2 separate regions of the Homo sapiens genome follow, and region 1 is linked to region 2. A link is a loop called in an ENCODE intact Hi-C map of the cell type or tissue named here. Cell type or tissue: ovary. All regions are shown on one strand. Links, peaks and the distances in the headings refer to the core of each region. The heading gives the core; the rest is flanking DNA. Region 1 overlaps CFAP251 (cilia and flagella associated protein 251). Region 2 overlaps MLXIP (MLX interacting protein).

The links. Peaks named below come from ENCODE experiments on the same cell type or tissue, not always from the same donor. Only the 100,000 strongest peaks of a DNase experiment are listed, where the experiment ranks them.
Region 1: it touches region 2 in a loop (2.7-fold over the local background); 48 of 110 quality-filtered maps call a loop at or near these places.

What each region holds. Positions count from the first base shown.
Region 1 is chr12:121,923,184-121,926,084 of GRCh38, reverse strand. CFAP251 (cilia and flagella associated protein 251) reads right to left here. Exons shown (of 22, transcript NM_144668.6): 3 at 2,095-2,463. Among named protein-coding and RNA genes, the nearest start is that of CFAP251, 6.0 kb to the right of the region's middle. RefSeq lists enhancers at 1,068-1,362, 925-1,603. In ovary, for the core only: no CTCF peak of the experiment used is centred there; a DNase peak (open chromatin) is centred at 1,292; H3K4me3 peaks cover 716 bases.
Region 2 is chr12:122,121,679-122,124,579 of GRCh38, reverse strand. All of the region lies in intron 1 of MLXIP (MLX interacting protein), which reads right to left. Among named protein-coding and RNA genes, the nearest start is that of MLXIP, 44 kb to the right of the region's middle. In ovary, for the core only: a CTCF peak has its summit at 1,215 (motif pointing right); a DNase peak (open chromatin) is centred at 1,218; H3K27ac peaks cover 1,690 bases.

The sequences.
Region 1 (2,901 bases), core at 197-2,696, 200 kb after region 2:
GACCATCCGGGCTAACACGGTGAAACTCCGTCTCTACTAAAAAAAAAAAAAAAAAAAAAAAAATTACAAAAAATTAGCTGGGCGTGGTGGTGCATGCCTGTAGTCCCAGCTACTCGGGAGGCTGAGGCAGGAGAATCACTTGAACCCAGGAGGTGGAGGTTGCAGTGATCCAAGATCACGCCACTGCACTCCAGCCTAGGTGACAGAGCAAGACTCCACCTCAAAAAATAAATAAATAAATAAAAGCTAAAGTAATTTGTAAAGGAAGACAGTCTAGAAAATTTTTGGTTCTGCCGTTTTGGTTCCGCAGTGAGACCAAGGCTAAGCGAGACCCAAAACTTGGGGGAGTGGCTCTTGCCAAGTCCAGATAGCTGTGCCCCTGACACAAAGAATACACCTTCTTAGAGACATTGCCTGATTTATGTTTGCTGGCTAAACAAGACAAGAGTCTTTGTGAGCCCTAAAGCTCAATTATTCTTTCTCTCGGAGTGAACAGTTGCAAGCTGTGGGAGAGAGGCTGTCACACGGGGCTCAAATGAAGCCCATATGCAGAAAGGAGGTTTCCAGTTGCCTGCATTTCCCTCCAGACGTCTTGCCACCGTCATCGTCATGACACACAGTTGCGGACACTTACTGAGTACTCACTATGTCTTAGGAACTACATTAAGTATTTGATATCCATTCAATCGCTTCCACATCTTCCAAAGGCATGAATCTACAGGAAGGATGAATCCTAGGAAACAATTTTCAGAAAGTAGCAGATGGAGGAAGAAGGAAAAAACTCCTCCTTTTCCTTCTCCTGGTAAATGATAATATTTTTACTCCTCGCAGATGGTGCCTCCCTGGAATATTTTCAGCAGTGGCAAAGGCAGATTCCTCTGGACTGCCTGGGGCTTTTCACTGCGGCTTTCACTCCTCCATTACCTTCCACTCTGGGACCCTCTTGGAATGGATGGTTTTGGGGTCATGTAAAGATAAAGGCAGAAGAGGTGAGGCAAGAAGGGGAAGGGGTGGAATTGGCAGCATGAAGGAGGAGTTTTACAATGTGAGAGAAAAAAGGAGAGGAGACAGGAGGGAAGAGAGAAAAGGGAAAGGAGAGGGGAGGGGAAGAAGAGGGAAGGGAAGAAGAGGGAGAGGAAGCGGGAAGGAAAGGGGGAGGAGGAAGCTGGGGAAAGGGGCGGAATGGAGTTTGGATCTCCCACGTGAAATAGCACCCTATGCAACAGACAAACTATGTCTGGAATTTCCTGCCTGCTGAGCAACACCATTGAACGCAGATGCCGCTCTCAAGTTCATGTTCAGTCACACGTGTTCCAGTCGGAGCTCTTAACCGAACTTTAAAAGACACAAGTCTAGGCCGGGCGTGGTGGCTCACGCCTGTAATCCCAGCACTTTGGGAGGCCGAGGTGGGCGGATCACGAGGTCCAGAGATCGAGATCACCCTGGCCAACATGGTGAAATCCCATCTCTACTAAAAATACAAAAAAAGCCAGGCATGGTGGCAGGCGCCTGTAATCCCAGCTACTTGGGAGGCTGAGGCAGGAGAATCGCTTGAACCCGGGAGGCGGAGGTTGCAGTGAGCCAAGATCGTGCCATTGCACTCCAGCCTGGGCAAAAAGAGTGAAACTGTGTCTCCAAAAAAAAAAAAAAAAAAAAAAGACACAAGTCTAGGCCGGGCGTGGTGGCTCACGCCTGTAATCCCAGCACTTTGGGAGACCGAAGCAGGTGGATGATCTGAGGTCAGGAGTTCAAGACCAACCTGGCCAACATGGCGTGGCGAGACGCCATCTCTACTAAAAATACAAAAATTAGCCAGGCGTGGTGGCTCATGCCTGTAATCCTAGCTACTCGGGAGACTGAGGCACAAGAATTGCTTGAACCTGGGAGGTGGAGGCTGCAGTGAGCCAAGATCGTGCCACTGCACTCCAGCCTGGGCGACAAAGCAAGACTGTCTTAAAAAAAAAAACACAAGTCTATTATTAGTTTAAAAAGTATCCTTCTGGTGGTATTCTTTTTCCCCCAACATGCATAAAATTCCCCTATTGCGCAACACTCTCAAAAGCACTGGGGGAGATTTAAAAGCATTACACTTACCAAGGGATACACCGGGGTGCTTTTATCCTTTTGAAACAGAATGTCCTCTGTGGTGCTGGACACCAGTGACTCCCGGGAGATCCCTGCTTTGGACTGGATGTCGGATACTCTCCTTTCTTGTCCCTCCTCTCTGTTTTCTGGCTCCAAGTCCCTTCTTTCTTGTCCCAGTTCATCTTGGGGCATCCGGTCGGTTTTCTCCTCAAGCTCTCCTGAGGGCTGCCTTTCAGGGGAACTAATCTGTTGTTCCTCAGGACTGATTTGATCCAAATCAAGAAATTCAATTTGTGTGCTCAGGTCTCTTAAAAGCTCATCTGTTTCTGCATCCTCCAATTGTAAGGAAAGCTTTGACTTGCTACCTCTTTGGGTTTTCTTTAAAAAGAAATAAAATATCATGATTCCATATGTGCTGCTACTCACCATTTATTCACCTTTTCTATTCCCAGTCAGCCAGTCTTAGTGTTAGCCTCACCTAGGAATTATGAAATGTTTTTTAAAAGAGGCTGGAACATTTTGTACTTAAAAAACAAAACAAGATGGGGTATAATGGCTCACCCCTGTAATCCCAACACTTTGGGAGGCCAAGAGGGGAGGATCACTTGAGCCCAGGAGTTCAAGACCAGCCTGGGCAACACAGTGCCACCTTATGTCTACCAAAAATGAACAAAATTAGCTGGGCGTGGTGGTACATGCCTGTAGCCCCAGCTACTCAGGAGGCTGAGGTGAGAGGATTGCTTGAGCCTGGGAGGTTGAGGCTGCTTGTGAAAGATCATGTCACTGTACTCCAGCCTAGGTGACAAAGTGAGACCC
Region 2 (2,901 bases), core at 138-2,637:
TGCCCTCTGCCAACACCAGGAACAGAGACCTGGGCAGAGGTCAGCTCCGAGTGCCAGGCCAGCCCTGAGGGTGGGATTGCGTAGCTGCAGAAGCCTCATCTGCTCTGCACTGTGAAGAGCCGAGGACTGAGGGCGGGGGACGGCTGAGGAGGGGGACGGCTGAGGTGGGGGACGGCTGAGGGCGGGGGGGCGGCTGAGGTGGGGGACGGCTGAGGACGGGGGACGGCTGAGGAGGGGGACGGCTGAGGGTGGGGGGACGGCTGAGGAGGGGGACGGCTGAGGGCAGGGGGACGGCTGAGGTGGGGGACGGCTGAGGGCGGGGGGGCGGCTGAGGTGGGGGACGGCTGAGGGTGGGGGGACGGCTGAGGAGGGGGACAGCTGAGGGCGGGGGACGGCTGGGGCGGGGGACGGCTGAGGGTGGGGGACAGCTGAGGCGGGGAGGTTCCCCTCATGCAGCACGCCTTGGGTGGGAGCACACGTCATGCCTCTGTGCTCAGCGTCCTGAAGGGCAGATGGCTGTGGGCACAAGGTGGATAGCCAACCTGACCAGAGCAGTGAGGGGAGGCTTTCTGGAGGAAGTGGCGTTTAAGCAAAGGCCTAGTGGATAGGGAAAGCCAGCTCGACAAAGCCCACACAGTTCCTTCTGCCTGGCCTGTGGTGGCCCCAGTGAGCAGAACTCAGCCTGATCGAGGCAGTGAAAAGCCCTCAATGTGTGAACAGGGCATGGTGGCATGCGTCTGTAGTCCTAGCTACTGGGGAGACTGAGGCAGGAAGGTCGCTTGAGCCCAGGTGTTTGAGGTTGCAGTGAGCCATGATGGCACCAATGCACTCCAGCCTAAGTGAAAGAGCAAGACCGTCTCAGAAAACAAACAAACAAAAATAACCAACCAAAAAAGGGAGTCTGAAGGCAGGGGGTACAGCAGACAAAGCTGGAGGGCAGAGGGTGTCATACCAACAGCTTTAATCACACACAATGAGGGGAGCGGCAAGACGCAGGGAAATTTAGCCTTACAGGCTAGAAACCTCAAAGTTTAGTTTGAGGGTCCCCTCTTCTTCCTCTCCGTGAGCTGAAATGTTTCCCTTTTCTTTGGGTGTTTACGTCAAACACAGTCAGACTTCAGCAGCAACACAGAGACCAGAACTCCCAACTGGGATCACCGTTCCACCCCGAGTTTCGGTAATATCTCTATGACCAACAGGTGGCGCTCAAGAAACACAAAGAAGGGCGTCCAACTCAAAATCCAAACAAACCAGCCACGGCGGGCCGGAAAGGGTCGACGGCCTGCACCCCCAGCCCGCCCCCAAGGCAATTTCAAGTCAAGATCTGAGGAGGCAACGCGTGAAGTTCTGTGATGCCTCAGAAGGTGGCAAGGTGGCAATGAATGCGTCAGGTGTCACAAAGGAAGGGACACCCTGGACGACTCATGCCCAGAAACCCTGGGCAGGCTCCTGATGGGCCTGGCAGAGCTGTTAGGCTGTGCCCCGTCAATCTTCAAGGAGAGGAGCAGGGACATTTCCTACGCAGACCTCCACGGGGACCCTTCTTCACAGGGTACTCAGGAAAAGCTGCTCTAAAAGTCCCACAATGGGCCAGGTGCAGTGGCTCACGCCTGTAATCCCAGCACTTGGAGGGCTGAGGCGGGAGGATCACTTGAGCTCACGAGTTCCAGACCAGCCTGGGCAATATAACAAGACCTCGTCTCTTTAAAAAAAAAAAAAGAAAAAGAAAAGAAGGCCGGGCACGGTAGCTCACGCCTGTAATCCCACCACTTTGGGAGGCCGAGGCGGGTGTATCACGAGGTCAAGAGATCGAGACCATCCTGGCTAACATGGTGAAACCCCCGTCTCTACTAAAAATACAAAAAAAATTAGCCAGGCGTCGTGGTGGCGGGCGCCTGTACTCCCAGCTACTTGGGAGGCTGAGGCCGGAGAATGGCGTGAACCTGGGAGGCGGAGAGTACAGTGAGCCGAGATCGCATCACTGCACTCCAGCCCGGACGACAGAGCAAGACTCTGTCTCAAAAAAAAAAGAAAAAGAAAAAGAAAAAAGTAGCAGGGAGTGGTAGCCTGTGCCTGTGGTCCTGGCTACTTGGAAGGCTGAGGTGGGAGGATCCCTGGAGCCCAGGAGTTGGAGGGTGCAGTGAGCTATCATGGTGCCACTGCACCTCAGCCTGGGTGACAGAGAGAGACCCTGTCTAAAAATTTTTTTTACAAAGCCCACAAGGGAGCCTGCAGCAGTGGAGGGCAGCCCTCCCTGGCAGAGCCCCCAGGGAAGCACCGCCAGAAAGCGTCTGTGACTGGGGGGACTTCTGCTCCCCTAACTCATGCTGCCAGCTCAACATCTTCCAGACAAAGGTGACTGGGCTGTCTCTTAGTCTAACTTGGATTATGCTCCATTCCTTCTTTAAAGCAGACCAGAAACATGTTCTGACCATTTCTGCAAGACCACTGGCTTCCCCCAAGACACGCAATCCTCCTCTGGCCTCCACCTCCTGAACCCGCCCCTGCCATCTGCCCATCAGAACAGAGGTCAACTGCACTCACCCATTCGCTAGCCCTCTCCTCACCCTCTGTGGGAAGGCCATCGCCTAGGGTCGCCAGCACAGGGCCTGGCACGTGGGAGGTGTTTTAAATATGCAGTTATTAAATGAATGCTAAATTTTCCATGAAGAACAATCTTTACACCACCCTGCCACAGCTGCCCTTCCTAGAAGGCAGGTTCTTGACATGAAACAGGAAATTCACAGTACAACAAAGGTCTCTCTCAAAACTTTTCTTGGATGAAACTAGCAAACTATGAATTCCTCAGAGGGCTGGCAAGAGACTGCTTTGGAATGGAAGGAAATTAAATTGCAAGCCTTGCACAGACCAAGCTGGAAGTAAGAACAGGGGCAGGCAGAG